Regions from separate parts of the Homo sapiens genome. Here region 1 is linked to region 2. Evidence: read pairs that join two places in POLR2A ChIA-PET (ENCODE). Cell type or tissue: PC-3. All regions are shown on one strand. Links, peaks and the distances in the headings refer to the core of each region. The heading gives the core; the rest is flanking DNA.

Region 1 (16,362 bases), core at 4,722-12,721, 58 kb after region 2:
TGCATAGGACACAAGACTTTGCACAAATACACACTTACATATATTCCTCTGAAATCAATTTATAGAGAATTTTGATATTGGAGTGGCAGAAACATCAAACCTGCCTTTTAAAGATAATTTATTGATATTTAATTAACCTGAAACTAATTTGGTGATCTTATGAAGTTCCGCTTTTCTACTTTCAGGTACATATTCTCAGCTCCTAAGGACCTCCTTCCTAAAGAAGAAAGAGTTGATTGAAGATTTGATAAGCATGCATGTGCGTAGGAGTGGGTCTAGTGTCATTGGAAAAGTGAACCTGGAAATAAAGAGAAAATAAATTGAACTCGGAGCTAATTCATGCCTTGGAATTAAATATACATATATATAACATTTTTCTTAACTATTGATTATTTATTTATTTTAAATGGTGGGAATGCCCAGAGATAAATATGAACCCAAATTCTCTCAGTATACTAATTTAAAGCTGCCTTCTATTATTTATTTATTTATTTTAGGCTGCTAGCATGTTTCTTCTAATGGTGACATTACTGCCAGTCTATCCCACAGTCTAAAGGAGTTAAATAACTTCCAGAGATGACTTGAGGATTCTTTGTATTCATTTAATAGTTCATTTTGGGATGCTTGACATGTTAATAAACTAGTGTGCCATACATTTAACTTGAATACACTGCATGGCTTCCAAGACTTCAACCACTGGATTGCTTATGCACAGGCACATAAGGGACTACATTTTGGAATTACTAGTTACTGACAATCTATGATATCTGAATCTTGTTTGACAGCATATTTTTGAATACTGAATGAAGCAAAAAGTAAAACAAAACAAAAAACTGGCAAATAAAGCATTCTTCTAATGAAAACAAAATTAATAAAAGCTCTGGACCCCAGGTAATGTTATTGGAGTCTCTTTATTTCAATATTTAATGTTATCACTAATGACATCCAAACTCTAATAAAATAATGTTTAAGTGTAAATAGGTACAAATTATTTCCCAATAAGCATATTTGTTATTTGATTAAATATTATAACTCTATAAGTGGTTACACTTTGCATTGAAAAACAAAATAAAGCGAACAGCATTATAAGAGAAGAACCCATAAATAATTATTTTCCTGAAAAATGACCAGGCCCGAACAAGGTTTATAGCAGAGAAGTCCAATTAGCAAATGTATTTGAGTTAGAGACACAATGCTATTTTTATCTCTAATTATTCCCAACTCTCCAATCATTCTATTATAACCAATATGTAGGATTGACAGCCAGTTTGAATTTCAGATATGTTAGCAATTCCCTTGCTTTTTTCAGGTCCAAAGGAAGCCTCAGTAAATCTTTTCATTGAAGGATTAGGGCCCTCCTTAAACTAGAAATTGCATCTAAAGGGTTATTATCAGAAAACAGTTTCATTTGAGGATTAGTTGAGTCTTCACAACAAGAAAAGGAAGCTTGGGGAAAGAGGTGGGGGAGAAGGCCCAGCCTCAGCTTTTGGCTCCTTGGGAAAATTAGTATTTTATTAAAAAGTTGCCACCCTTTGACTACTTTTTCAACATACAGGCTCATGATTTTGCATTGATGGTGCTTTTTCTAACGTTTTTCATCATATTCTTCAAAACTATCACGTAAATTCACTATCTCTTATAAATCATCAAAGAGAAACTACACTTGGAGAATGAGCTTGCAGAAGAGCCTGCCCTTTGTTCTTCCCTCACCTTGGTACTCCACAACGGGGATTGGCAATCTTTTTCTGTAGAGTCTGATAGTAAATATTATAGGCTTTCTGGGCCATCCAGTCTCTGCTGTAACTAATCAATTCGGCCTCGGCGGAACAAAAGCAGTTATCACAATACATAACTGAGTGAATATGGTTGTGTTCCAATAAAACTCTGTTTATGGACACTGAAATCAGAGTCCATACACTTTTCAGGTGCCACAGAATATTTTTCTTTGGACTTTTTCAATTTTTTAAAAAGATATAATAACCACACTTAGCTCATAGCCTGTTCAAAACAGGGAGCAAGCCGAATTTGGCCCAGGGACTGCAGCTTGCTGATGAAGCTTACCAAAAGTGTAAGGAACAAACTGGGATGAAGTGAAAAGAAGAGTAACTATGCTAAGCAACAAAACTAAAACCAACAGTTTATGATAGGCTGAAAAGCAGATTAAAAACTATTAGGATGAGACGGAACAGGGATAACCTAGTCCTAATCCCATCCAATGAGACATTATTTCACTCTGTAAACAGTTCTAGGAATTACAGATCATATAAAAATCCACAGCCTTTCTGAATGTAACATGGCCTGCATCTCAAGATAATAGACAAAAACATTGAAATCACCACAATGTTTATTGAAAGGAAGTACAGAGTAGTAGTTACAGTATAGGCTCAGAAGCTGAGTTCAAATCCCAGCTTCATCAAGAAGTGGCCAAATCAACTTTGGACAAGTTACTAAACCTCTTTGTGCCTCAGTTTCCTCATAAAATGAGAAACGTACTACCTAGGTTTCTTGTGAGGATTAAATGAGTCAGCACATAGAAAGTGCTTAAAAACTAAGTGCTCTAACAGTCAAAAAAGGTTAGCTATTACTTTGGGCATTAGTAAGTTAAGCATCTATAACCTAATCCAACATAACAGAGAAAGGAGGCACACTGATGCTTTAGTGAAACTTGTTGGATGTGGAGATTTTAGCGACAAACATTCATATATTAAATTTTTTATTTTGAGATACTTGATTCATATACAGTTATAAGAAATAATACAGAGACGTCTGTATGCCCTTCATCTAGTTTCCCCAATGGGAACATCTTGCATAACTATGGTACAATATTACAACTAGGAAACTGACAGTGGTATAATCCAAATTTATTCAGATGTTACCAGTTTTACATGCACTCAATTGTGTGTGTGTGTGTGTGTGTATGTATGTAGTTAGTTCTTTGCTAAGCCTATTCTCCAGCAGAAGCATCAAGATAGAAAATTAGGCCATCAATTCAGTAATTTACATGATACTTGAGGAAGACAGTTGCATGCATCTATGTAGGTCACACACTTGAATGTTACTCCGGAGGTATTCACAATAAGGATGGCCCTTCATGCAGAGATCTGACTCTGCCATATCTTCCTTCCTTCTTCATCCTCTACTCGCCCTGCTAACCCCCAACCTTCACTCTGAACTGCAGAACTAAGATACATAAGTAGGGAGGGAGATCAAAAAACAAAACCTGTTTTCTTCATAGTTCACACTAAACTATTAAAAGAAAGGTAGAAGTCTTAATTCTTTTAATACAGTTGTGCAACTGCATTTTGTCATCACACCAAGAGGCCTTTGAGCCTGGACTCCATTTCACTTCAAATTGGGCAAGGCAATTTGATCAACAAGGGCAGAGAAGGCCCTGCACACTCGCTGAGCTCCACTGTACAGGTCCATGTTTACTGAAGACTCCGGGCCTGAAATCAACAAACAAGAGAGTCATTTAGAGAAACATACCGGTAGCTTCTCATGAAGATATTGATAAAGCTCTCACATGGAGAAGAAACAGAATCCATTTTTCTTCAGTTCTCAAGGACAATGTCCTTAAGTTAGCCAGCAAATAAGATGGCTATTATTTACCACGATCATTACTACGAATTCAGTCAGGCATAGGTTCTTAAGAAGCACTTTCCCACGGCTCCTTGCACAAATCGGAGTAGCCAGAAAGCCCACTATTGAGCAGTGGCTCCAAAATTCTGTTGTATATAAAAATCACCTGGAGATTGTGAAAACAGATTTCTGGACCACACCTACAGAGTTCAGATTCTGTTCAGGTGGGACGGAGCCTGAGCATTTATATTTATTGTTAAGTTCCCAGGTGATACTGATGCGGCTAGTCCAGACACCACATTTTTGAGAACCAGTGCTCTATAGTTACCTGATTAATGGTTTGAGTGTCCCCTATGATCTGTCATAATAGGAATTGTGGTATAGAAAGATCTACAATTTGGCAGGTATCAACTAAAATTTTGATATGCATAATCTTTAACTTAAAGAGTTCTGTTTTTAGGAATTGATCTTATAAACATATTTACATTTGTGCATAAAGATATATATTATAAGGATACACACCAAAGTATTTTTGTGATAAAAATTGGAAGCAACTTAATTATATACCAATAAATAAATTATAGTGCATTTGTACCCTGAGATATTATGCAGCATTTTAAAAATGACATTGCTCAATGTCTAAGATATTGAACAAGTGAAGAAAGCAAAAGCATAGTATGATCTAACTTATGTTGAAAAAGTAAAGACATACATATGTGCATAGAAAATGGTTTGAAGGAAACTCACTAAGCTGTTAATAGTGGTTATCTCTGAAAAACAGGTGGGAGAGAGTGAAGAGCATGATGATGAATTCATTTTTTAAAAAATCTGTGCACTTTGCATTTTAATTTACAATAAACATACAGTATTACATTATTTGTGTAATTAATAAAAATAAGATCACAGGAAATGAAAACATGGGGAGATTTATTATGTTAGTTGTTTACTTTATAGCTACATAATTTATATTGTGGGTCCATCTGTGCTGTTTTTTGTTGAACATAAGGCTAGAGGGTTCATGCATTTTTTATCCCACTTATCACTCCAATACCGCTCCAGAGGACCTTGACTAAATAATATTTTATTGTCTGACTAACAAACCTTGTCCAGAGGCAAACTTATTTTAAGACATCGTTTCTCAGGCCACAGTGATAAAAACTTAAAATATAGCAATAAATAAATAGGAAAGCCATAATCAATCTCACATACTGTAATTTTTCTTATTGTTATTCATTGTTTTCTTTTTCAGCTTTAGTCTCTTGAAATATTAAAAATAGCCAAAAATATGCACCTAACACCTAGCATGTTGCTTGGCATATATTTGGAACTAAATAAATGTAAGGACTGAATTAATATAGCACATAGGCAGAGACCTAATGAGATGTTAGATGGAACACTTGTGAAATTGGCAGTCCAGAGAAAATCACAATGACAAAATAATTCACTTAAATGTAATTAAAAGTCTATCTAGTCTTCGAATAAATCAGGGATGTGAGAGTAGACTACAAGAATGATAGATGTAGAAATGAAAAAGTATTAGGTTTTTTAGTCTATGTTCACTCTTCTGGGCAACTGGAATACTGAGCCCATATCTTATTTACAATAATTAATTAAGCAAGCCAATATGTATTGAATAGCTACTCTGTACTAAGACCTTTCCCTTGAGCTCCAGATTGTACATGTTGATTGCCTCTGTGATGTCTTCATTTGGATGTCTCTCAGGCAATTCACAATACATTCAAAACAGAACTCTTGATTTGCCAACCGCATAACAGTTTTCCCAGCTTTCCCCATTGCAGTAAGTGCATCACCATCCATACAGGGCAACACCGTCATCTCTTGGCTAGACTGCAGTAGGCTTTTACCTGGTCTCTTTGCTCACCCCTTGCCTTTCTCTAAGTCACTCTCCACACAATGCCAGAATGTTTTAAAAATAGAAACATACCCCACTTCAAAATAAATGCCCAGTGCAAGCACAGTGCTTGGCACACAACAAATGCTTGATTAATATTTGTTGAATGAATGAATTAGCGATTGAATGATGAGCCAACTACACTTTTTTTCTGCCTTCATGGAGCTTAAATGCTGGAAATATATCTTTTCCCATTAATTACTTCTGTGTATATCTGTATCTCTATCTATCTATGAAGCAATGAATATAGTGAATCCTCGGACAACATGAATTTGAACTGTGTGAGCCAACTAATTCATGGATTTTCTTCTACCTCTGCCATACCTGAGAAAGCAAGAGCAACCCCTCCTCTGACTCCTTATTTTCAGCCTACTCAACGTGAAGATGATGAGGATGAAGATCTTTATGATGATCTACTTCCAGTTAATGAATAGTAAATATATTTTCTTTTCCTTATGATTCCCTTAATAACATTTTCTTTTTTCTAGCTTACTTTTTTGTAAGAATGCAATATATGATACAAATAACATACAAAATATTTGTCGATCAACTGTTTATTTTACTGGTAAGGCTTCTGTTCAACAGTAGGCTATTGGTAGTTAAGTTTTAGAGGAGTCAAAAGTTATATGCTGATTTTTGGCAGCATGGAGGGTCAGTGCCCCTAACTTTTACATTGCTCAAGGGTCAACTCTGTATCCATTACTATTCCAGTAAACACTTCTAGGACTCCCAGGCAACATTTGAGATTACCTTATAAACAAATGAAATACAAATAAGGTGCTCTCCTGAGCTTGGTCATTTCCTTAGAATTTGCTAAATTTGAAGTTTTATTTTCTGATTACTTGATACTTTTGAGTGATGGTTCTAGATGGGGAAAAAAGGAACAGGAATAAACCTCCTGCTCCCCACCCTTAACCATGCTCTCGTACATATAAGATCATGGCATATGCAAATAGAGATCTTTTTACTTGTTCCTTTCTGATTGGGATGCCTCTTCTTTCCTTTTCTTGTCTAATTACTCTGGCTAGGACTTCCAGTACTATGTTGAATAGATGTAGTGAAAATAAGCATCCTTGCTTTGTTCCTGATCTTAAAGAAAAAAACTTCAGCTTTTCACCTTTAAGAAAAAGGAATATGATGTTAGCTGTGGGTTTTTCTTATTTGGACTTTATTATGTGGAGATAATTTCTTTCTATTCCTAGTTTGTTGAGAGTTTCTCATGAGAGTGTATTGAATTCTGTAAAATGCTTTTTTCCTATATCTATTGTGATGATTGTGTGATTTTTTTTTTTTTTTTGAGACAGAGTCTTGCTCTGTTGCCCAGGCTGGAGCACAGTGATGTGATCATAGTTCACTGTAACTTTGAACTCCTGGGCTCAAATGATTCTCTTGTCTCAGTCTCTTGAGTAGCTAGGATTATAGGCATGTGTCACCATGCCCAGCTAAATTTTCTTTTTCTTTGAGATAGGGTCTTGCTCTGTCACCCAGGCTGGAGTGCAGTGGTGCAATCACAGCTCACCGAAGCCTTGATCTTCCAGGCTCAGGCCATCCTCCTGCTTCAGTCTCTTGAGTAGCTGGGACTGCAGGCACGTACCAACACATCCAGCTAATTAAAAAAAAATTTTTTTTTTTTTTTTTGTAGAGATAGGGTCTTGACAAGTTGCTCAGGCTGGTCTCAAACTCTTGGCCTCAATTGGTCCTCCCACCTCAGCCTCCCAAAGCACTAGGATTATAGGCATAAGCCACCACGCCTGGTCATTGATTTCTTCCTTGACCCACTGGTTGTTCAAGAATGTGTTGTGTAGTTTAACATCTCTATACATTTTTTAGTTTTCCTTCTGCTATTAATTTCTAGTTTTATTTCACTGTGGTTGGAAAAGATATTTGGCATGATTTCAATGTTCTTAAATTTGTTAAGACTTGTTTTGTGCATTAACATATGATCTATCCCAGAAAATGTTCCATGTTTGCTGGAGAAGAATGTATATTCTGCACTATTGGGTGAAATAGTCTTTATATGTCTCTCAGGCCTATTTGGTTTACTGTTTTCAAGTCTACTATTTCCTTATTGATTTTCTGTCTGGAGGTTCTAATCATTATTGAAAGTGGTTTATTGAAGTCCCCTACTATTATTCTATCACTGTCTATTTCTCCCTTCAGTTTTGTCAATAATTGCTTTATATATTTAGGTGCTCTGATGTTTGGTGTATATATTATAATAATTATAGTATCTTCTGGGTAAATTGACCCTTTTATCATTTTATAATGACTTCTTTGTCACTTGTGTGAGTTTTTGACTTAAAGTCTATTTTGTCTCATATAACTATAGCCACCCCTGCTATTTTTGAATACCATTAACATAAAATATCTTTTTCCATACCTTCATTTTCAGCCTTTGTGTCCTTAAATCTGAAGTGAGTCTTTTGTAGACAGCATATAGTTGGGTCTTTTTCTTCAATCCATTCAGCAACTGTATGTATATCTTTTGATTGGAGGCTTTAATCCATTTATATTTAATAATTATTGATAGGGGAGGACAATTTTGCCATTTTGAGAGTTGTTTTCTGTCTGTCTTTTAGTTGTATTGCCCCTCTTCTTCTAGTTTGCTGTCTTTTTAAAAAAATATTATTTCGTTTTTTTCTTTTGTGCATCTTTGACAGCTATTATATTTGCACTTACTATGAGGCTTATATAAAAATCTTATAGTAATAACAGCCTATTTTGGCTGATAATAACTTCACTTCAATTGCATTCAAAAAGTTTTCACTTTTAGTTCCCATACACTTTTCTAAATAGTCTTTTTTTTTTTTTTTGAGACGGAGTTTCACTCTTTTTGCCCAGGCTGGAGTGCAATGGCATGATCTTGGTTCACCGCAACCTCTGCCTCCCGGGTTCAAGTGATTCTCCTGCCTCAGCCTCCTAAGTAACTGGGATTAAAGGTGCATGCCACCACGTCCGGCTAATTTTGTAGTTTTAGTAGAGATGGGGTTTCTACATGTTGGTCAGGCTGGTCTTGAACTCCCAATCTCAGGTGATCCGCCCACCTCGGCTTCCCAAAGTGCTGGGATTATAGTCGTGAGCCATCTCGCCCAGCCATCCCCATACACTTTTCTTTTTGGTTTGTTTATTTTTATTTTGTTCATTGTTTCATTGTTGTTTTCATTTTAGAGATGGGATCTTGTTGTCTTGCCCAGAATGGAGTGCAGTGGTGTGATTAGCTCACTGTAACCTCAAACACCAAGGCTCAAGTGACCCTCCCTCCTCAGCTTCCTGAGTAGATATGACTATAGGCATGCGTCACCACACCACACATCTTTACAAAAATTTTTTGGTAAAGATGTGGTCTCACTATGTTGCTCAGGCATACTACCAGCTTCAAGCTAGTAACTGCTTGTTGAAACTACTAGCTTCAATCAGTTCCCTGACTCAGCCTCTCAAAGTGCTGGGATTACAGATGTGAGCCACCACATCCAGCCCACATTTTGTTACTGACATCACAATTTACTTATTTTTGTATTGTATATTCATTAACATATTTTAATGTTGTTTTTAATACTTGAGTCTTTTAACTTTCATATTAAAATTAAAATTATTTAAATACCACTATTTTCATTTTATAGTATTTTGTATTTGCCTGTATATATTTACCTTTACTAATGAGTTGTTGGATATAGTATTTTTGATTGATAGTTTATTTCTTCTTTCAGCACTTTGAATATATTATCCCATTTCTGTGAGATTTCTGATGCAAAAACTGTTATAATCTTATAAGGGTTTCTTTCTACATGATAAGTCACTTTTCTCTTGCTGCTTTCAAAATTCTCTTTTGTGTTTGACTTTTGACAATTTGGTTATAATGTGTCTCAGTGTTGAAGTCTTTCAGTTCATCTAACTCAGGGTCTGTTAGGATTCTTGGATCTGGACGTCCATTTTCTTTCCCAAATTTGAGAAATTTTTGCCCTTGTTTATTTGAATAAGCTTTCTGACCCTTTCTTTCTCCTCTGCTTCTACAACTCCCATATTACAAATATTGGTCAGCTTAATAGCATCCCATGCGTCCCTTAAACGTTCATCACTCTTTCTTCTTTTTTCCCTTCTTGTCAGATAATTTCAAATGATCTGTCTTTGGGTTTGCTGATTTTTCTGCTTGATCTAGTCTGCTGTTGAACACTTCTATTGAAATTTTTAGTTCAATTATTACATTCTTCAGCTCCAAGACTATTGTTTGGTTCTTTTAAAAATTTCTCTATCTCTTTGTTGAAATTCTCATTTCGTTCATGTATTGTTCTCCTGGCTCACTGAGCATTTTTATGATGGTTATTTTCAATTCTCTGTCAGGTAATTCAAATATTACTATTTCATAAGGGTCCATTTTGGAGCTCTTACTTCTTTGTTGGACTATGTTTCTCTATTACTTCTTCTTCTTTACTCTTTATTTTAGTATCTGTGCAATAGAAAAAATAACTATCTCTCTTAGTCTTCAAGACTGGCCTCATACAGAAGACCCTTAGCAATCAGCCTGGTCAGAGATTCTCGGGGGCTGTTCAAACGTTCATACTAGTCCCAGCTGCCTTTTGTTTTTAAGCATCTCTCAGGCATCTAGAATATGATGGGTTTTGTCAGTAATTTGAGACAGGTTAGACAGAAGCCCAGTCCCTTGGACAGCCCCCAGAAGAGTTAGAAAGTTGGATGAATGGTCCAATTGTTTCCCCCTGCAAAGTGAGAAGCTGGGATATGGGTTTTATTTTCCTGTTTGCTTTGCATTGAGCCTTTTGGAAAAGCTATGATAAGTGTTTTCATGCTAGTCCAAGATACCATCTTTGTTCTCAAACCATGCCCTCCTAATATCATCACTCTACTCCTCTGTCTTGACTTCTCATCAGTGAAACCTATAGTGGCAAATGAATAGTTAAAAAGGATGGAAAAAGAAGCTAGAAAAATAACTTAGTAGACATATGCAAGAAATTTTACTATCAAATGGAAAAAAATAGTTGAATAATACAGTAAAACAAGAGGACTTTTTTTTTTTTTTTTGCCACAGCAGAGGCAAGGAACAGCTGACACTTTTCCAAATTTATTTTTTACTGCAATTTTTATGCAAATTATTCACTACTGATTTTCAATCCAAGTTTGGAATTTAAAGAGGTTTGTGGAACTTCTACACAGTTTTCTCTTTTCCGTTAAGTTCTCACAGTCTCTTTTTTTTTTTTTTTTTTTTTTTTTGAGACGGAGTCTCACCCTGTCGCCCAGGTTGGAGTGCACGGGCGCGATCTCAGCTCACTGCAAGCTCCGCCTCCTGGGTTCAAGCCATTCTCCTGCCTCAGGCTCCCGAGTAGCTGGGACTACAGGCTCCAGCCACCACGCCCGGCTAATTTTTTTTGTATTTTTTAGTAGAAACGGGGTTTCACCGTGTTAGCCAGGATGGTATCGATCTCCTGACCTCGTGATCTGCCCGCCTCGGTCTCCCAAAGTGCTGGGATTACAGGCATGAGCCACCACGCCGGGCCCAACAATTCTCAAAAAAAAAAAAAAAAAAAAAAAAAAACTGGATCGGTAGGGTGATTAGAAACTTCTTGCTATTATCTGATGCATCCATGATAGAGATAGAGGCAAACGAAAATACTTTGATTTTGCTTGTTTCACTTTCCACATCTTCATCCATGTGGTTATCATAGTTCTGGCTCTGATTAAGTTTGGTATACTTTTAGTAAGTATGCATAGATTATGTTTAAATTATAAAGCGTATTTTAGTAATCCAAATTGCCAATGGCTAAGTGAAGTTTGAAAATAGGATCATATTCAATATCAAATTGAATAACGATATAAACATAATTAGAAATAATTGGGTGAGGAGTGATATATAATGCAAAACGGTAGCCATGAAGATTAATATAGTTTCTCATGTTTAAATGCCTTAAGGAAATAAGACTAATATAAAAGAAGGGAAAGTGAAATTTTAAATCTCAACAATTAGTATTTGTTGTATTACTATTCAAGAAATTTTATGTTTTCTATACTTGCAAAGTATAAAGATGTGTACTTTTTTTCTTGCAAAGAAAAAAAGATGTGTACCATTCTGCTCATATCATAAGCACATTTATATAATAAGGCATACTTCCTGCAGAAACTTCTCAATGGTTCTATTGAGATTGTGAGTGAAAGCATTAAGTAAATATTTTGAGACTTTTAAAAATATTTTCTACAAGATTTGATAATGCTAATTGTATATTTATACATTATTGCATCAACTGAATTTAGAAGTATACTTCACCTTTTTATAATTTTCCTTTTAATGATATAGTGATGCATGTATATTTATATCTTGATAAGGTCCCTTGAACTATGAATGAATCTTTTAGCTTTAAGTATTAAACTGCACAAGTATTGGGATACTGCCTTCCAAATATGTGTAGTAGACCTAGCCTACAAACAATCTAAAATGTGCAATAAAGCTACTACATCTGTGAGGGCTGACCCAACACAATATTTTAGAAATTATCAGCTTTCTCCAGCTCATTTAGAGAAACAAAAATAAAAAATAAAAACAACATGAATACGCTAAAGACTAAAAAACTTTTCTATAAAGTCCAAACTTTTGGTGAAATTTTCCTAAAAAGGTCAAGTGGATATTGACTTCGCTTTGAATACTCATCATGACCCCAAAAATGTTTAGATGGAAATGCAGTGGGTGGAATTTTGCGTCAGCTTAAGAATCAGCACAAGCAGTTCCCATCCCTTGCCTTTTGAGCATACTTCTGGCATCTTTCTGAACTTGTTTTTGTTAATACAAAGATTATAACTCCAACTCAATTTACTGTAGAGTATTTTAGAATCGCCGAATAATTAGTTTATTGACTTGGTTCTACCAAGTTCTATGCAAAGCTGACATTATTATGTACTCGGTTTATAGCCCTCCAACACTTATGGGCTGAAATGTGCCCCCCTCCTACCCCAAATTTATATATTGAAGGCCTGACTAACCCCTAGTGCCTCAGAATGTGACTGTATTTGGAGACAGGGTCTTTAAAGAGATAATTAAGTTAAAATGAGGTCGCTAGGATGAGCCCTAATCCAATATAACTGGTGTCCTTATAAAAAGAAAAAATTTGGACATAGACATAGACATACATAGAAGGAAGGCCATATAAAGGCATGAGGGAAGACAGCCATTTGCAAGCCCAGGAGAGAAGTCTCAGAAGAAACCAACACTGCTGACACCCTGATCTTGGACTTCTGGCCTCCAGGACTGTGAGAAAATATATTTTGGTTCTTCGTTTAAGCCACTGAATCTGTGTTACTGTGTTATAGCAGCCCCAGCAAACTAATACGCCAACTCAGAAATATTTTGAGAAGGCCTCCTCTGATGCAAAAACACATGAGTATTTTATCCTTCATTTTATCACAAGTCTGTAGATGATCACTCCAACATAAGACAACTTAAGCTTTCTTAGAAAGAAATTTATATATAGTTGACCCTTGAACAATACAGGTTTGAACTGTATGGGTTCAAGTCCACTTATATGTGAATTTTCTTCTGCCTCTGATACTCCTGGGACGGCAAGACCAACCCCTCCTCCTCCCTCTTCTTCTCCTCAGCCTACTCAACATGAAAATAATGAGGATGAAGACCTTTATAAAGATCCACTTCCACTTAAATATATTTATCTTTCTATGATTTTGAAAACATTTTCTTTTTTCGAGCTTTATTATAGCAGTATATAATACATATGACATGCAAAGTGTGTGTTAATCAACCGTTTATGTTCATTGGTAAGGCTTCCAGTCAACAGTAGGCTATTAATAAAGTTTTGGGGAGTAAAGTTACATGCGAATTTTCAACTGTGCAGGGGGCCAGCACCCCTAATCCCTGCATTGTTCAAGAATCAACTGTGTATGTGTGTCTATAAATAGTTCCTGACTTATGATGGATTGACTTACTATTTTTTAAATTTTATGATGGTGCAAAAGTGATATGTGTTTAGTAGGAAATAATACTTCAAATTTTGAATTTTGTTCATTTCCCAGGCTAGCAATATGTGGTATCTTGTGAAGTAGGGCAGCAGCAGTGAGCCACAGCTCCCAGTCAGCCACATAATCACAAGGGTAAATGATCAGTAGTCTACTCCACAGTGTATTATATTTAATGACTTACATGATATATTCAACACTTTATTATAAAGTAGGCTTTGTGTTTGATGATTTTGCCCAATTATAGGCTAATGTAAGTGTTCTGAGCACATTTAAGGTAGGTCGGTTAAGCTATAATGTTTGGTAGGTTAGGTATACTGAATGCATTTTCTACCTAACAATATTTTCAACTTACATTGCATTTATCAGATGTAACCCCATTGTAAACTGAGAAGGATCTCTCTCTACATATGTAAAGATAACAAAATACCCTAATGAGAAATAAGACAATGGCACTCCAAAACAGAAGCAGTAACTACAGTAAAGAAGGATCTTATCTAAAGCCTTCAGAATTTAGCAATGAATCATAGCTTATGCAGAAGATAATAATGATAATACTACTTATAACATAGAAACTGCAATCAATTCTCTTCTAGAAAGAGAGTTACAATATTATCACCATTTTTAAATGGTGACATAGGCTGCCCAGTTATATATGATTTAGGGATACTGATAATAATAACAATATTTTGCAATAACAAAATAATAAAGCATTTACTGAATGCTCACTATATGCCAGGTTCTATACTAAAGTCTTACATGGTTTATCACCTTTAATACTCACAACAGACCTGTGAATTAGGTAATCCTAAAAATCAAGTTCAGAGATGCTACTGATAACCAATAGATTCAGAGCACTGCTACATACTAGATGAACTGGAGCTGTTGGGCTGTTATAAAATCAAGTTTTTAAAAAGGCAGCTTGAATCCTTGGCCATCACGATGTCTATGGATTGTGAAAACCTTACCTGATGGCGTTTCTAGATTGAAGGCATCCATAAGTTTTGACAATAGTTCTTGCAGTTCCTCTTCCTCCAGCTCATCCTTTCTCTCCTTGATGTTACCTGCCTCTTTCTTTTCCACGGCTGCCAGAGCAGGACTGCTCATTTCAGCAGGAACCATTTTGGGGATGTCCTGCTTCAGTCCCTCCTGATAACTGGGTAGGGCACTAATGACTTTCTGTGGCATCTTTTGTGTTTGGCTTTGTGCCCTGGTGCTGTGCAAAGTGGTCTCTGGTGATTCTGGATTTCGCAGAGCATGCTCTGCATTTGTGTGACTTCTGTGACTTCTGTCAACCTCATCAAGCTTAGGAAGAGGTTCCCCTGTTGAAGCATCTTCAGTGGCATTCTTGATCTGCAAATAATCCCCTCCCTTTGGAACCTTTTCAGTTGAAGAATGGTCAACCTTGTTCCCCACATTTTGAAAGGAAGAAGATGAAGGACCGGGTGGCTGCAACCTTGCCTGGGGAAACAAAACTTTATTTATGAAGAAATTAATGTTTATCTTACTTTTTCATAAATGCATTACATTTCAACATTCCAACAGAACATTCTAATGCAAGACTTTTCTTTCTCCTCTGTAAATATATTATCATTACTATTAATTTTAATTTATTCTGCTAATTCTATGTCAACCTAAAACTCTCTACAAGAGCTGGAACAGCTCAGATTCTAAAATAACAGAGGGAATAATTACAAGAAATTTAGGAAAATTCTGGGTTCTAAAAAGCCCAAGTTCTAAAAATACCATAAGGAATTTCTGAAAACATAAGCATATGTTGAATTGACAGATAAAAATTATCACAATAAAGCATTTTATAATAGTCTTTCTGGTAGGTGTGTTGTGAAGGGTTTCACAGTAAGCCACAGGGAGAAAATCCAGGGATGTGCTCCGCTTGAAGCACAGTTCTCATTGTGTGGCCCACAGACCCTAGGAGATCCCCAAGACCCTTCTAGGGTTTGTGATGTCAAAATTATGTTCATAAGGATACTTAGATGTTATTTGTTTATTGTATTGACATGTGCACTGATGATGCAAAATCAATAAGTAAAGCTGTTGGTGCTTTAGTGTGAATCAAGGCAGCATCACCAAACAGTGCTAATAATCAGGGTATTCTTCACCCTCATACACTAGCAGTGGAAAAAAAAAAAAGCCAGTTCTGCTTAAGAACACCTTTGATGGAATAGAAATAGTTCTTAGTTTTAAAAATATGAACACATGTCTTTTAAATATTATGTGTGATGAAGTGGGAAGTGTGCATAAGACACTTCTGATGTGTACTGAAATATGAAAGGGTTGCCTCTTGTGTCAAAGAAAGACTGACAGACTATGGTTATTCAGACTTGGGTATTTGTCAAACAGTTTCTCAAAAATGAACAAAGCGAGAATGTCACTGCAAGGAGAACAATTAACAGTATTTGCTGTCAGTTATAACAGTTAAGGCCGGGCGCAGTGGCTCATGTCTGTAATCCCAGCACTTCGGGAGGTAGAGGTGGGAGGATTGCTTGAGGCCAGGAGTTCAAGACCAGTCTGGACAACATAGTGAGACCCCCTCCCTACAAAAAATAAAAATAAAAATTAGCTGGGTGTGCTGGCATGAGCCTGAGATCCTAGCTAGCCACGAGGTTGAGGCGGGAGGATTGCTTGAGCCCCAGGAGTTCGAGGCTGCAGTGAGTTATGATCCTGCCACTGTACTCCAGCCTGGATGACAGAGCAAGACCCTGTCTAAAATGTATATTTACATACATAAAAAACAGGCTTTCAGTCAAAACTTAGAATTTTGGAAAACTTGCATCCTACCACTATGAGCTTGATAGCTTTCCAATTCTTAGGCAATTTTGTAATTACATTGGCAGTGACATTAATGAACGTGAATTTTTTTCACCCAGTATCATAAAATGGAT
Region 2 (16,362 bases), core at 4,125-12,124:
GTGTTTGAAACTTGAAAAAATCATGAAATATATGACCAGACACGATGGCTTATGCCTGTAATCCCAGCACTTAGGGAGGCTGAGGCGAGTGGATCGCTTGAGTCCAGGAGTTCAAGACCAGTCTGGACAACATAGTGAGTCCTCATCTCTATTTTTTTTTTAAGTTGTGAAATGTATAAACATAAAAATAAATAACAAATAAATATACATTTTACCAAATAATTATGAAGTGAACTCCCATGTCACTCCTACATGGGTCAAGAAATAAAACATTGCAGCATCCCAGAAATAGTGCAGATACCTTCATCCTGACTTTTGTGGCAGTCACTTTCTTGCTTTTCTTTAGAGTTTTACTGCCTGTTTTCATCCCTAATGCTTCATGTATTATTTTGTATTTTGCTTCTCAAGTCCAGCATTTTAAGAGTTTTCTGTGGTGTGTATAGCTGTCTGTTGTTCATTTTTATTATTTATTTGTTTCACTTTTATAAATGCACAAATGAATGAATATACTATACTTTAGTTCTCCATTCTGTGTTGATGAACATTTAGTTTGTTTTCATTTTTTGGCTGTTAGGAACCATGCTGCTATGAATATTCTTGTATATGTAACCTAGTGCACATTTGTACCTCTTTCTGTAAGGCCTGTACATAAGTAGAAAATTTGCTAAGTCATAGGGGATCTTATCATTGTTACCAAATAATGTCAGACTGTTTTCTAAAATGGCTGAACTAGTAAATTCTACCATCAGTATTATGTATATAAGAATTTTATTGTACCATATTTCACCAACACTTGGTATTATCAGACTTTTTGCTTTTATCTGTTCTGGTGGGTGTGACCTGCTATATTAGCATGGTTTTAATTTGCATTTCCCCAGATTACAAGTGGAATCTAGCACATTTTTGTACATTTGTTGGACATGGATTTCCTTTTTTTGTGATGTGCCACTTCAATTCTTTGCCCATTTTTTAGGAGTCATTGTTTACTTAACAGATAGACTGGAGGTAGAGGTCCTCATGGTGCATGAATTTAACAAGGTCACCAAAGACCCAGATAATTTCTGCCCCTCCATCCTGTAACCCTTAGCATGTTGATTTTTTGTCCTTATGCTTTGTGAACTCATGATTGTAAAGTGGATACAAAAGCTACACATTCAAAGGTAGGAAGTAAGGATAGGAGCAAAAGGTCTTCTCCCTGTCAGTCTCTAACCTTTTATCCAGAAAACAAAATCCTCCCAGCCACTCCCTAGCCAGCTTCTCCTCACATCTTCACAGCCCAGGGGCCACTTTTAACTCTAGGAAGACGAGAAGGGGGAATGGATAGGAAAGTGGGCGTCGAGAATGGGAGTACCAAGAATAGATGAGACAGCAGTCATGATCCACCTTTCAGGGCTGGGCACTTTGCTGTTCCAAACAAAACTGTGATCCTCTTAGCAAAGAAGGAGGAGGTTATCACCTACCAATGATATATGATCAAATGTTTTTGTTTAGAAAGAAAGATAATATTTTAAAAATTTGAATCAATGTGGACCGAATCGTTTTGATTTTTTGAGCTTGATTCCTCCTGTCTGGTCTGTTTGTTTTCTTTACACATGTTCAGTGATGTGTTCTGTGGATTCTTACTCTGTACCAATCTTACTCGAGCTCCACGTATTGGTCAACTTCAGGGTGAGATCATTCCAACTTCCTTCTACCATCAAGGCCGGGTGATTGACTGCAGGTAACATATTAAATATTAGAAGACCTAATAAGCCATGAGAATTACAAATTTCACAAAATGAAATTTCAAAAAAATCAGAAATCAAAGATTTTTCTAGTTTTTACAAGAGGAAAGTTAATTTAGATTTTATTATCACCTTTCATATTGACAGTCACTTAAAAAGAAACAAAGTTGTATATTGACTTGCAGCTTACATTTGCTCAAAATTATACTAGTTAGTAGTAATATGGCCTTCTTTGTCATCATAATTTTAGGAGTAGAATTATGGTGTTCATTCTAACCCATTATTAAAGTTTTAAGCATTAGAGTATGCCACTATTTTGAACACTGTGTGTGTATTTATTTTGTGACTGAAAAGAAAAAGAATTTAAGCTATAGTTTATGAAGTGTATGTCTGGTTTGGAAGATGGCTTAACAAATACCTAATCATATATAGAAAATATTTATTAAAATAGTATGTATACCGATAAGCAAACATTTGATATCCAGTTGTCTGTGAGTACAAGGCATGTAGATATGAGGCTTATTTTTGTTTAGTCGGGGAGTCATATTATATTCCAAATAGGTATTGTTCCCTTCAAAGTAGTTATAATTCGAAGATACTATTCTCTTACTCAATGGTATTGTTGTTGCTCAAAACACTTTTGGGCTTCCCCCTGCAGAATTGCCTTCAGCGTCTGCAAACTTTTACTTTTAGTATCCTTAGAGTACCATATCTTCACCTTAAGTGAGGTAATATAAGATTTGGGATTATCCAAAAGTAATTTTAGTAAATTCATTGGGTACTAAATTGGCTAATGCTGTCTCAGTCAAATGGTTACTTTTTTTTTTCTTGCTTTTAAATGGCTCTGAAGACAATTCTAACAGGGTCTTAGTAAGATCCCTCCTGGAATAAATTTGTAGTCTCTAAAGCTAGTTACTTTGACGTATACAAGCTTTATTTGAATGTGTGTTTTCATGCCTTTAGATAAAATAGCCTTGTTAAATTATATTGTTGTATATACTAAACTAGCATATTTGTTAAATATTCAGCAAGATATTCTATTAGTGACTATAGCATTATCATTCAAATTCAAATTATACCTAACTTTGAAATTTTAGAAGTAAGCACTAAAACACATGAAATAATCTTATGAAACCACTGTCATATATGTGGTCTGTCATTGACTGAAATTTTTTACACAATGGTAAGTACTTGCCTATCTGAACGTATCTAAACATAGAAAAGTCATACTGCCCCTTTTCTATGTTTAGATACGTTTAGATAGGCAAGTACTTACCATTGTGTTATAATTGCCCACAGTTTGCAGTACAGTATAATATGCTATACAGAAGTGTAGCCCAGGAGCAATAGACTAGACCATCTAGCAGTGTAGGTGTATAGTAGGCTATACCATCCAAGTTTGTGTAAGCTCATTCTATGACATTTGCACAAAGACAAAATTGACTAATGACACAATTCTTAGAATATTATCCCCATCATTAAGCTAGGCATGTCTGTAAATATCAATAGAAAATAACTGATTTGTTTATGTTTTTCAATTATGGATAATCAGATCTTCTGAAGTAAGAATAATAATTTTCAAAATATTTTTCATTTGCTGTTTTTGTTCATCGTCTGCTTTTTTCTACCATGCTACATCTGAAAGCCTTGGAGAGCTAATGATATATTTGCTTCTTTTGTTCTCATATAGATACTTCTCTCCTTTAGTCTTAATGTTGGGTCTTGAAAACACGTGAAGATTTAGAATATACTTTGTGCAAATGACATTTTTCTTGTTGATGTGTACTGTAATAATGATAATGAAAGAGTGTTTCTTTTTCATGCTCTTTTATTAAGGAAAGGTAGGGAAAGGGGAAGAAGAAGAGGAGTAAGAAAATGCTAGGAGAAATCCACATCCACTGACAGCCTCTTCGGTTTTGTGAAGAGCAAGCCTCATTCATGGAATGATGTTCTAAGTGTGGTGCAAATAGTTATATGGGTATCTTTCTTGTTTTAGTGGTGCCCATGTAGTTTTAGATGATGATACGGATGTGGGCTATGTAGAAGATGGAACGCCATGTGGCCCGTCTATGATGTGTTTAGATCGGAAGTGCCTACAAATTCAAGCCCTAAATATGAGCAGCTGTCCACTCGATTCCAAGGGTAAAGTCTGTTCGGGCCATGGGGTAAGTAGGTATCAATGTGACAGCTGGAACCTTCATGGTCTGGCATGGTCACAGTGACTGGACTTTAATTTCAGCCATTCTCCTAGCCAACATGGTGAAACACCATCTCTACTAAAAATGCAAAAAATAGCTGGGCGTGGTGGTGGGCACCTGTAGTCCCAGCTACTCAGGAGGCTTTTGCAGAAGAATCGCTTGAACCCAGGAGGCAGAGGTTGCAGTGAGCCGAGATTGAGCCACTGCACTCCAGCCTGGCGACAGAGCGAGACTCCATCTCAACAACAACAACAACAAAAAAGGCCAAATTCAGCCTTGTTAATCACAATCATGGTATTAGAATATTTCAGATTAAAAAGCTTCCTTGTTTGATTTTATCATCTCTGAATGTGTTTCTCAGGGAGATAAGGGTTTAAACACTCCTGTCTCTAGTTTGCTCATTGTTATTTATTTCCTCTAGATTACAGTTCCATTCCAGCATGCTGGTGGGTCCCTGGAGAAACAGGGAGGAGACAGAGATCACTCTGGGGTCCTCAGCTTGGCTGACTGAGAAAAGAGGGTTACCAAGGACTAGGGGTGTGGGGGTGTGGTGGGGGGGAATCCTTGTTGGGCAGGGAAAGTGCCACCAAGTGAGTTTGGTGTTGGACGTGGTAACGGTGAGGTCATACAAGGCACTGGTGATTTATGTCTCCTGGCCTTTTATCTCCAGCAGTGCTTTTGAGCCCACTGTCTATTAATTTATTGAAGTAAGTGTATATGTTTTTAAAGTGGGTTCCTAGAAACAGTTACTTCTGAACAAAGTAGAAAAAAGTATCTTATCAGACATTTGTATACTTATGTAATATCATGATTCAATTTAATTTAAGAATAACATGAATAATTCAATTTAAGAATAATAATAAATAATAAGATAAATAATTGAAGAATTTCTTCCTTTTACTCTTTTTCTTTAATTAATGGGAAAAAATGTTACACAATTTGATCTATGCATTATTACCTTGTGTCTAGTGATCAAGACCATGGGAAACTTTAAAAAGAAATTCCAAATAGCTTTTAAAGCTTCCTCCCTGCCCCCGTGTCTCTTTTACATTTATCACTATTATTCTACAAAATACAGTGAAAATGCCATATCTGTTCCTTTTTCTTCACAGGTGTGTAGTAATGAAGCCACCTGCATTTGTGATTTCACCTGGGCAGGGACAGATTGCAGTATCCGGGATCCAGTTAGGAACCTTCACCCCCCCAAGGATGAAGGACCCAAGGGTTTGTGTGATTTTGGTTTCAATTCATGGAATACTGAATTCGTTGACACTGTTCCAATGCACCAGTATAACATTCTAATTGACTTAAGAGGAGACACATAAGAATATCTGTTTTTGCCTTTAAAGTATATAATTTATGTTACTGCCAAATTAAGGATTCTGATATATCATATTTTTAAAATGTGTTTGAATTACTTCTTAGTCTAGAACTGAGATTGGGAAGAAGTAAATATACACATTTTCTTTAATACAGTATTCTTTTTCTCTTTAAACCTTATTCTCTTTCTGTAGTCACAAATTATTTTGCAGTTCGTCTAAGCTATGCCATTTTTCTAATAGATCAAATCTTTTTGGCTGACATGAGGCTCTGGTTACTTTTCAATGTTGGAATCTCTCCGGAAGGAAGTTGTCACCTTACAAGCTCTTTTTGAACATTCTTTTGACTAGGAAGGAGTTGGAATTCTTCATAGAACTTTCATTCTTCAAAGAAAATGTGAGAGATCTGGACCTTTGTTTTAATCAGTCATTAAGAGGAGAGAAATTAGAATTTTGGGATTAGAAAGAGACTCAGGGGCCACCTAGGACCACTCTCTATTTTCGCAGATGAGAAGGCCCAGACCCTGAGGTCAGGTCACTTACTATAGTCACCCAGGTAGTGAGAGACAAGGCCAGGATCAGGACCTAAGTCCTAAGTGCCTGATCTCAGACTCTTGTTCTCTTCCCATCCATTATATCATCTTTTTTTTTTTTTTTTTTTTTTTTTTGAGACAGGATCTTGCTCTGTCACCCAGGTAAGAGTGTAGTGGCACAATCATGGCTCACTGAAGCCTCAAACTGCAAGGCCCAAGAATCCTGCCACCATGCCTGGCTAATTTTTTATTTTTTGTAGAGACAAGGTGTCACTATGTTGTCCAGGCTGGTCTTGAACTCCTGGCCTCAAGTGATCCTCCCGCCTTGGCCTCTCAAAGTTCTGGGATTATAGGTGTGAACCACTGCACCCGCCCCTCTTACATCATCTTTTTTTTTTTTTTTTTTTGAGACAGAGTCCGACTCTGTCGACCAGGCTGGAGTGCAGCGGTGTGATCTTGGCTCATCGTAACCTCTGCTGCCTGGGTTCAAGAGATTCTCCTGCCTCAGCCTCCTGAGTAGCTGGGATTACAGGCACCTGCCACTGCGCCTGGCTAATTTTTGTATTTTTAGTGGAGATGGGGTTTCATCATCTTGGCCAGGCTGGTCTTGAACTCATGACCTCATAATCCACCCACCTTGGCTGGGATTACAGGTGTGAGCTACCGCGCCTGGCCTCTTACATCATCTTATAATGTAGTCTGTGTTATCAGGAGTATGGTAATCATTTTTCATTATTCTCCCGATTCTCAACCCCTCATACAATTTTCAAAGATCTAGAAAACCCATCAGTCACAAACAGGCCTACTACAGCATCTGTTACATTGTACCTAAGAAACCAAGGAAATACTAGAACCAGTTTTTATATACAGGGATGACGTTGTACATCAGCTTCTTTATCATGGTACTGCTAACAGTTTTTTTGTAACTGCCGTGCTTTTCTCTGACAGGTAGGAAAATGCATATAGGATTAGTACCATTTAGATCAGCTTAGTTTTGGATGAAAGTTTATTGAAACTCTCTGAACTTCAGTATAGTTTATATGGGAAAAGATGATTTCAGATGCAGATGAAGCTCTGTAGTCCTCAATTCCTGAAGAGATTTAGGCTGATTCAGGCGCATGTGAATTGTTCAGTAATAGTGGGTGTGTTAAAACACATTTTATGCATTTGCTTAATATGCCCATGATATTAAAATTCTGTAAGAATCATAATCACACCCTCACAGTCTATTTCTGTTCTCCTTCTTCTATTTCTAAAAGGGAACGTATTCCACTTTTACACTTAGTCTTTTGTTACTTTAAAACTAGAACAAAAAATTCTTGGATCCACCTTCTGAAGTTAGATTTAGAGAAGATTTAAGCTCTAACAAGAGAAGCCAAGGTTCATTCTTTCCAAATTTTCTCTCCACAGTGTTTCTGTGATTTTTTTTTTAAGATCTAGATGCTATTTCCTCAAGTGATGTATAAAGATGCCTCAACGGATGAGCAGAGCTAAATTTACTTAGACTCTGCCTTTTTTTCTTTAAGTAGAGTAGGGGGTTATTAATTGTCTGGTTCTGTAATATCTATTCCCTGTTCCTTCACCCACCCATGCCTAAAAATCTTTGGAGGCATTAAGTAAAGAAAGTCACATTCTAGAGAAAGAGTACTCACAGCTGCCTTTTGTTTTGTTTTGCTTTACTCTCTCCATTTAATGTGGTAGTATCCCACACTACCTTTAAAAAAAAATAACTTTTTTGATCCTTCAAGTAATACATACTTATTGTAGAAAAATTTGAAAATACGGAAAATATTAAAACTCAGAGGTGCTCAAGATAAGCCTTATTGGGCCTGGCTCAGTGGTTCGCGCCTGTAATCCCAAGACTTTGGGAGGCCGAGGGCAGGTGGATCATCTGAGGTCAGGAGTTCGAGACCAGCCTGGCCAACATGGTGAAACCCCATCCCTACTAAAAATACAAAAATTAGCCAGACACGATGGCACATGCCTATAATCCCAGCTACTTGGGAGGCTGAGGCACGAGAATTGCTTGAACCCAGGAGACAGAGGTTGCAGTGAGCCAAGATCGTGCCACTGTACTCCAGCCTGGGTGATAGAGTGAGACACTGAGCCCCCTACTCATCCCCCAAAAAAGAGGCCAGGCACGGTGGCTTACACCTGTTATCCCAGCACTTTGGGAGGCCCAGGCAGGCGGATCACCTGGGGTCAGGAGTTTGAGACCAGCCTGGCCAACATGGTGAAAACCCATCTCTACTAAAAATACAAAAATTAGCCGGGCATGGTGGTGCGTGCCTGTAGTACCAGATACTGGGGAGGCTGAGGTAGGAGAATCGCTTGAACCCAGGAGGTGGAGGTTACAGTGAGCCGAGATCGTGCCATTGTACTCCAGCCTGGGTAACAGAGCGAGATTCCATCTCAAAAAAAAAAAAAAAAAGAGATAAGCATTCTGGTATGCTTCTTTCCTGTTGCATTTTTCTTTTTCCATTTTTAATGAAGACAATGGAGTCATTGCAAAGTTATCTATTGGTTCTAAAATTATTAAAAACCTTATGAATCTCTAATAATTTTGATTAAATTGAAAATGTCATTAAATGAAATAAATGACCTAGTTATTTTTATAAATATTTACATTTCCAGAAAATTCAAGCAATTTTAGTACAAGTAAATAATAGCTTTTATCTGTAATAGCTATCTATATCTTTTTAACCTCTATTTAAAAAATCTATTAATATACTGGTAAAACAGAAACTAAAAAATTTTAAAACTCTGTTGTAGATTTTATTATTTTGTTTTTGATTGTCAGGTTAAAAGAAGATTCCAAGTGAGAAATTATGTGCTTTTCGTTTTATTCAGTTAGCAAATATTTATTGACTGTCTACTATTTAAAAGATAGCGTATGCTTGGCACACAGACACTCCATAAATATTACACTCTTCTCTTTTGAAATATGCAAAGGAAATGAGATGGTGCATGCTAGTGCCACTTTTCAGTTTATCCATATTCATTTGTTTTGTTGCCTTGCCGACGAGTAATAGGTAATGGACTCAAGTTATTAAAACAATCAGTGTTTTACTTACTGTAGGCTCAGCAGTGTGTGAGACACTAAGATTTTTCTCAAAAAATGCATGTTGTGGCCGGGCACGGTGGCTCACGCCTGTAATCCCAGCACTTTGGGAGGCCAAGGCGGGCGGATCACAAGGTCAGGAGATCGAGACCATCCTGGCTAACACAGTGAAGCCTCGTCTCTACTAAAAATACAAAAAAATTAGTTGGGCGTGGTGGCAGGCACCTGTAGTCCCAGCTACTCGGGAGGCTGAGGCAGGAGAATGGCGTGAACCTGGGAGGCAGAGCTTGCAGTGAGCTGAGATCGCGACACTGCACTCCAACCTGGGCAACAGAGTGAGACACTGTCTCAGGAAAAAAAACCAAAAACTGCATGTTGTATCTTTTTTCTCATGATCCAACTGGTTTGGTTGGCACCTGCCTGATTGAGCACAGTGTTTGGGCCCTCCCCAAATGCTTGCCATTTATAATGGGCACCACCCACAGTGGCCAATCATATCCATAGATGAAGGTTTTCTGTATAGGTGCAGTAAGAGTATTAAAAATACTTAGTTTTATTTAATTTCAATGTGCTTCCATTATATAGAGAAAAAAATTCAAGAAACATAATGAAAATATGGCCTTTTTAAAAATCATGAACATGGGCATAAAAGATAAATTGTACCCAACTGCCCTTTGGATCAAGACCAAATTAGTAAAAATGAAGGCGAATTCTATGACTCCGTCTTCACTGATTTGAGAATGTCAGAAATGAACTGATGTGTTTTGTGTATTTCTTTTATTTTAACTATAAGTTCCTGGAAGAATAGGAAATTCAACCTCTCCTGTGTGAGGACTGAAAGCATACCTGAAAGCATTGCCACTGTAGTCACCCTGTACTTACTACAGTTGTCCACTATGGACCCATAATTTAAGGCATGCTAGATTATTCACGCCAACTTCTCAAACCAAACTATTGAAAGACAAGAAATAAGATCTCAAAGCACAAACCATGTGAGCAAGGATTTTTTAAAAAAGATTTTTGTCACATTATTTATTTTTTCTACGTTGTTCATTTCACATGCAAAAACCCTTTCTTAAGTTTATTTTTAATTTTTTATATTTTTTAAGCCTAGTCCTTCTCTCAACTTGTTTCCACTGAAATCATTATAGAAAATTATTTTGCTTTGTTCTACAAGGACAGAATGTATTTTAACTCTGTTTAAAAGACCTAGAATTCTCTCCTGTTACAGGGAGACCCACATCAAGTACCCCAATTATTGTCTGTATGTAGACACATTCTCAAGGTGCTTACTATAGAATACAGTGGAACTTTTCTCATTTGATAGTTTACATCACCATTGTAAGAAGGAAGAGAAACTGGGACATAGGTAATGTTTTCAGTGATATGTATGGGCAGATATTCCTGGGAAGCTTTGGTCAGACCTTTTCATCACAACCACACTCATCAAATCAGAAATGAAAAGGGCCTTAGAAAGAATTCAGTCTAGACCCCTTGTTTTACAAATGAAGAAACTAAGTTAGTTTTCAGGGTTAACAAAGAGTGAGAGGCAGAGCCAATAATATAACATAATCACCTTATCTTGAGCCAAATGCTTTTTTCTGTTATTCCATACTCCTGTTTTGAAGTTGAATAGTGAGGCTAGGCACAGTGGCTCACGCCTGTGATCCCAACACTTTAGGAAGCTGAGGTGGGCAAATTGCCTGAGCCCAGGAGTTCCAGACCAGCCTGAGCAACATGGAAAAACCCCGTCTATATAAAAAAATAAAAAAATTAGCCAGTTGTGGTGGCATGTGCCCATAGTCCCAGCTACTTGGGAGGCTGAAGTGGGAGGATCACCTAATCCCATGAGGCAGAGGTTGCAGTGAGCCAAGATCACACCACTGCACTCCAGCCTGAGCAAGAGAGTAAGACCCTTCTCAAAAAAAAAAAAAAAAAGCTGAATATTAAGTTATTCTGCTAGTTCTCATAGCACAATAGTAAACAGAAAGTGAAACAATAACCAGGTAGTAATCAAGCTTATTAACTGATCCATTATTGTCAGTGATGCTTTTTATGGAATTAGATAAGAAAGGAAGTATTATATTATTATCATTTAGTATTTTTAAAATAATAGTTTTGAAGTCTTATTTTCTGAGGTATTAACCTTGAGGAGTATTTAGTGTTTACATTTACCTTTTGCAATATATCCTTTTGGTGACTGTCTTCGTCAGTGCACAAATCTTTGATTTTATAGTTTAGATGATTAGATATGAGAAGTTATCCTTATCATATATGATTATGCTCATGTATAATTATGTGCTACCTGGATATTTTTCTCAAATAACAATGGCCTTATCAATAACCCAAGGATATATCAAGTTTAAAAATTTTTTAATAACTGAATTTATTTTGTTTCAGTTCAGAAAAACCCTATTTTCATTGACAGCATAAACTGAAATATATTCTTACATGAAATCATTTATTTTGCATCCTTTTAGACATTTGTCCATGTATCTAAAAATGAACTTGTTTTTTTCTTTTATGGAAAACAGTAAGGAGATCTGATTGTATGTATAATGTATTGAAATATGGAGCTACATACCAATATTATACACTAGTATATAAAGAGTTTATTTAGTATTTACTTTTCTTGTCTTGAATGGTAGTGGAATAATAAATCCCTGAAGAAAGCACTTTGGTCCATGGAATACAAATGATGACTTTGATGCCTCCTGCCTGTGAAGTATCAAAAGATACAGGATTTTAACCCCCTTTGGAATCACTTGGGGGAAATAATGCATCTTCTTATTTGAGAAACTCTCTAAAAATAAGGAAAAAAACCCACTCAATTTCAAAACAGCACATTTTCAAAATGTCTGAAGCATGACATGTCTATAAAGGAATTCTACATATAAAATAGAAAATCTTAAGAAAAGGAGAAAATTTATAGTTTTTGATATTTTATACTTACCAAAAATTCTGTCTTTTAGCACAAGTAAACCTAGGTAGCAGGGACCAAGACTGAAAATAATAATAAACCAACAAGTAATGGAAATAAGCAAGTAAACAAAAATGAAAACATTCTGCTAGGTAATAAACAGATTCCACAAACACATTATACTGAAAAGTAAGTGTATCAAAGAGTTAGGGAGCAAAGTTAAGTTCCTAATAAAAGGATTGTGTTGTCAGCTAGAAGCTTTAAGCGTTCCATCTCCAGGTTTGGTAGGATGAGAAGGAAAATAAGATATATCATCGTGTGTCCAGCATAGTTCCTTGAACAAAAAAAAAGGTATTTAGTAGGTAATGAATGAATTAATGAATAAATTACAGAATAGATAAATTAGTGTAGAAGTAGAATTTTTTTCAATGAGATGATAAATTCTTTGTAGCTATGAAAAGCAGCTGCAACCTTTGTTTTCAAATATGTCCCCTATAAAAATCCACCCACCCGTGAGCTACTCAGTTAATTTATGTCAAGGTGATGCACAAGTTCCTACTTGCCAAAACAAAGTTCAGCACTCTCTAAAGGAAGAGAACAAAAGCAAAGCAGAATCGACAAAAAGAAAATCTTCACATCTTTAAGAGACAACCATGTTCAGTACAATGACAAAGAATCAAATGGCACTTTACATGTATTTGCAGGATACTGTGTCACTCAAAGTAATGGGAGGGAGAGAGAACAGGGAGGGTAGGGATGCTTTTGAAAAAGCTTTTTTTCCCACTTTTAACTTGCTTTAGCGTTAAGAGTACTTACCAGCTAATAATGTGGAGGAAATTATTCTTTCTCATTGGAGATTACAGAATATATCTATTCATCTTGAATACCCACTTGAAGCCTCTGTAGAAATGTCTCGTCCTCCGGTTGTATTTCTAAAACCTACATGATTTTGTCTTGTTTCTGCAGTGAGAAATTACATCCATAGCAAAGACAAAAGTCTTTTTAAATTATTTTTATTTATCTTTCATATAGTTCTTACAATTTCTAAAAAATTAACACTCATTTAGTATCACAATTTATGGGAGAGGGTTTTTTGTATTTTTAAGCATATGTGGCTTATATAAAAATTGCAGAAGTCATAGGACTGTCATGTATTGCAGCTCTGAGAACCAATGCCTGAAACTTAAGCCAAAAAAAAAAAAAAAAAGTTATGACCAGGCACGGTGGCCTCATGCCTGTAATCCCAGCACTTTGGGAGGCCGAGGCAGGCAGACCACGAGGTCAGGAGTTCGAGACCAGCCTGGCCAATATGGTGAAACCCTGTCTCTAACTAAAAATACAAAAATTAGCCGGGTGTGGTGGTGCGCACCTGTAGTCCCAGCTACTTGGGAGGGTGAGGCAGAAGAATTGCTTGAACCCGGGAGGCAGAGGTTGCAGTGAGCTGAGATCATGCCACTGCACTCCAGCCTGGGCGACAGAGCGAGACTCCATCTCAAAAAAAAGAAAAAAGAAAAAAAAGTTATAAAATAATGTATATCAGTTAATTTAGTATTCTGAAAGCAAGGGTTTTCTAAGGTCTTTTTAAAAATGAGGCTTCATATTTTGAATACCTTTCAGTCCCAGTGTTTGCCTCCATAACTTGAAAATCGGAGTAGTTCAGGTGGTTTTGAGTTCTAATGTATTGTCATAGTGGGGAAACATTGCTGCCACCTTCTGTGTTGGTCTTCTTCCCTTAGCCTTCAACACTCTCGGGGGACTTTTCTGTTCTCTGTTGTGTCCCCATCTTTTTGTTTGTTTGTTTTTTAAGAAACCAGGTTGTGCTTAGTCAATGATAAAACTAGAATTTCTCCCTCACATTATTATCTTGTGATAAGATAAAGCAGTATACAGTTAATTAACAGGGTTAGAAATCCAAGATTCTTTCTCTTCCTCTGGGAAAATATTTAGCTAAAAATGTCAGTGAGCCCAATTGTAAGCCTTAAAAAATGGTGGCTTTGAGTCGTGGATCTTTGTTTCGTTTCACTGTCTCAGAGCACACAATACATGTGAAGGGCAGCCTTGTTGAAGCTAATCTCTGTTTTCATGGGAAAGGTAATTTGAAGCCAGTCCTTTTGATTCCTATAGAAATATGAAATAAAGTGTATGTATGTCCACACACTTGTGTGCACACAGGCACAGACACACAACTGCAAACAATGTGTCTTCCAACTTTAACACCAAACTTCATTTTGCCTTTGTAGCGGGAACCTTGGGGACCTCCACTCATTCCAGGCCCATTTTCCAGGATTGGAAAGCTGTACACAGAGAAGCAGTGACATAAAGTTATTCAGATTCTCACTCTGATAGTCATCTACCACTTGGTGGTCTGAAGCAATTAATACGGTTTCCCAGAGACCCTAACTTTCTATAAGTTTATCCACTTGAGACTACTAATAAACAAAAAACAAAATGTCTAAATACTATGACAGAAATCCAAATATTGCAGACTTATCTGAAATACGCTTTTCAATAACTTCCCAGGTAAACATGTATTTACTTTTAAAGCTATTCTGTCTTGAATTTGTAAGGATCTTTGCAAAACTGAATGATATATTCTGAATTTTGAAAAGATGTAGCTTCTTAGGCATATTTTACAGTTTGAGAATTTTATAAACAATTACTAATGGTTCATTACTTTTGTAATTAAAATACAGATTTGCTGTTATGCAATTTAAATTACTTTTTAATTTTACCTCACATCTGGTAGGAACTATAACAAATTGAATTATTTATGTATTTATAAGTACGTATAAGATAATTATGTTTTTTAAAAGTAGGGTGTGCAGAATTTGAAGGTAAATTCACAGTTATCCTCAAATATCTTCAATGTGTATGTAGATCTTAATTTCAAATCTTATAGCAAAAAAATTCAATATTTAGCCAACTTTCAAAGCATGTCCTGAATAGATTATTTTGTATGTTAGTGAAATTAGTATGTAATTTCCTTTGTTAAAAAATCTCCATTTTCCCTCCACACAGTGAATATGGCCACAAGCAGGCTAATAGGGGCCGTGGCCGGCACCATTCTGGCCCTGGGGGTGATTTTTGGAGGCACAGGGTGGGGAATAGAGTAAGCATCCTTGCCAGTTTCAGAGTGTTTCTGTGTGGTGCCTGATGTGTGAGGCGATGCCTGTACCTGACTCCATGTCTCGTCCTGTTGACCGTGTTTCCTGTGGTAGTGCACCTTGTGGTGTGACTTGGATGTTGCTTGTGTCCTGTGGTTTTCTTGTGTCATGTAGAACCTTCTCCTGTCTGGAACAATGTGGGGCATAACATAACACTGGGTGTGCTTCCGATATCTTCATAATTAAGGCAATAGTCCCAACACTTCCATTGCTCCTCCACTTTGTAGAAGTAATTTTAAAATACAGACTTTTTTTTAAACCATTTATTGGCAAAAATGCTTTTATATGTGTGTTTTCTTAGGATTCTTGTAATAAAGTTAATCTGTGCCAGTCAAATAAATTTACATATATAACTAGCAATTATCAACAGTTATAGGACCTTTTAAAGGTAATAAAAATGATAGCTACTAATGTTTTCTTCATTTATTTAGAATGATATAGGAGGCTGCAGCTTAATTTTTTAAAAAGAAGATATTTAGCATACTGCCTTCCTATTTTTCCTATAAAATAGGTTAATAATTCAAAATTGAAGTCTACATAAATATTTGGAAGCAAGGAGCATTAAGAATGAAAAAATATTTAATCCAAACCTGTATAACCATAAGTGAACAGCTGCAAATCACCTGGTGGGTTCGTCTTAAAAGTAGCCAGGGTGTAAATAAATATATTGTGTGCCACTTGCCCATTAAGCTGTCACAGAAATACAGTTCTCCTGATGCTTTGATTTAGGGTGCTCTGTACTTGATCCACATCCTCAGAATAGCTGTCAGTTCTCCAGGGCACATTGCTTCCTGAGATTGCTAATCTGTAGATTAAAATATTATCATGATTTTTTTCTTCTCTCTCTAATTAGAAAAAGAATATTTAAGAATGGCAGACATAACCCTTTACACAGTCTTTTCTGTCTACTGTGGTGGTGGTGGTAACACTTCAAAGTGGCCCAGGAATGAATTACTAGTATCTTCAGGAATCACTAGATATCTTTGACTCACCCATCCCAAATCATGGGCTTATTGTGAATATCAGATATGTTTTTCTATAGTCCCATTAGTTAGAACAAATGGGTGCTCCTCTTACACACTGGAATTGGGAGACCCGGGGACCAAAATAGCATTAAGAGGGAAGCAGGTTCATAGTTCACACCTTGTGTTGAAGATGACATGAGCCTTCTTTCTCCTGGATTCAAGGACTTTGACCAGACTTAGATCTTCCAACTCACATCTCATCTCTATGGACTGTGAAGCTGGTTAGCACAGGGGAAGCTAGAAATACTAGAAAAGAGATTTTGTTTCTCCTTGTGTATTAGAAAACAAAGACCATAACAGGGATAAAAATATTTAGAGACAAAAACTTTGTCCTGTAAAATTTCCCCTTGGATCTGTTGACTGGATTGTATACAGAAGAAACATTCCTTTTTCAGGGCCAGCTCCATGCATGCATTTA

The links. ChIA-PET counts read pairs that join two places held together with the same protein. Peaks named below come from ENCODE experiments on the same cell type or tissue, not always from the same donor. Only the 100,000 strongest peaks of a DNase experiment are listed, where the experiment ranks them.
Region 1: POLR2A ChIA-PET joins it to region 2 with 12 read pairs; 5 of 35 experiments call an interaction of 5 or more read pairs at or near these places.

The regions. Positions count from the first base shown.
Region 1 is chr2:206,648,476-206,664,837 of GRCh38, forward strand. DYTN (dystrotelin) reads right to left here. Exons shown (of 12, transcript NM_001093730.1): 11 at 14,428-14,920; 12 at 3,146-3,446. The coding sequence ends at 3,343. FAM237A (family with sequence similarity 237 member A) reads left to right here. Exons shown (of 3, transcript NM_001102659.3): 3 at 186-890. The coding sequence ends at 319. Among named protein-coding and RNA genes, the nearest start is that of FAM237A, 14 kb to the left of the region's middle. In PC-3, for the core only: no CTCF peak of the experiment used is centred there; a DNase peak (open chromatin) is centred at 8,826; H3K27me3 peaks cover 233 bases.
Region 2 is chr2:206,591,017-206,607,378 of GRCh38, forward strand. It overlaps ADAM23 (ADAM metallopeptidase domain 23), which reads left to right. Exons shown (of 26, transcript NM_003812.4): 22 at 1,601-1,720; 23 at 3,721-3,889; 24 at 5,035-5,146. Among named protein-coding and RNA genes, the nearest start is that of FAM237A, 43 kb to the right of the region's middle. In PC-3, for the core only: no CTCF peak of the experiment used is centred there; no DNase peak of the experiment used is centred there.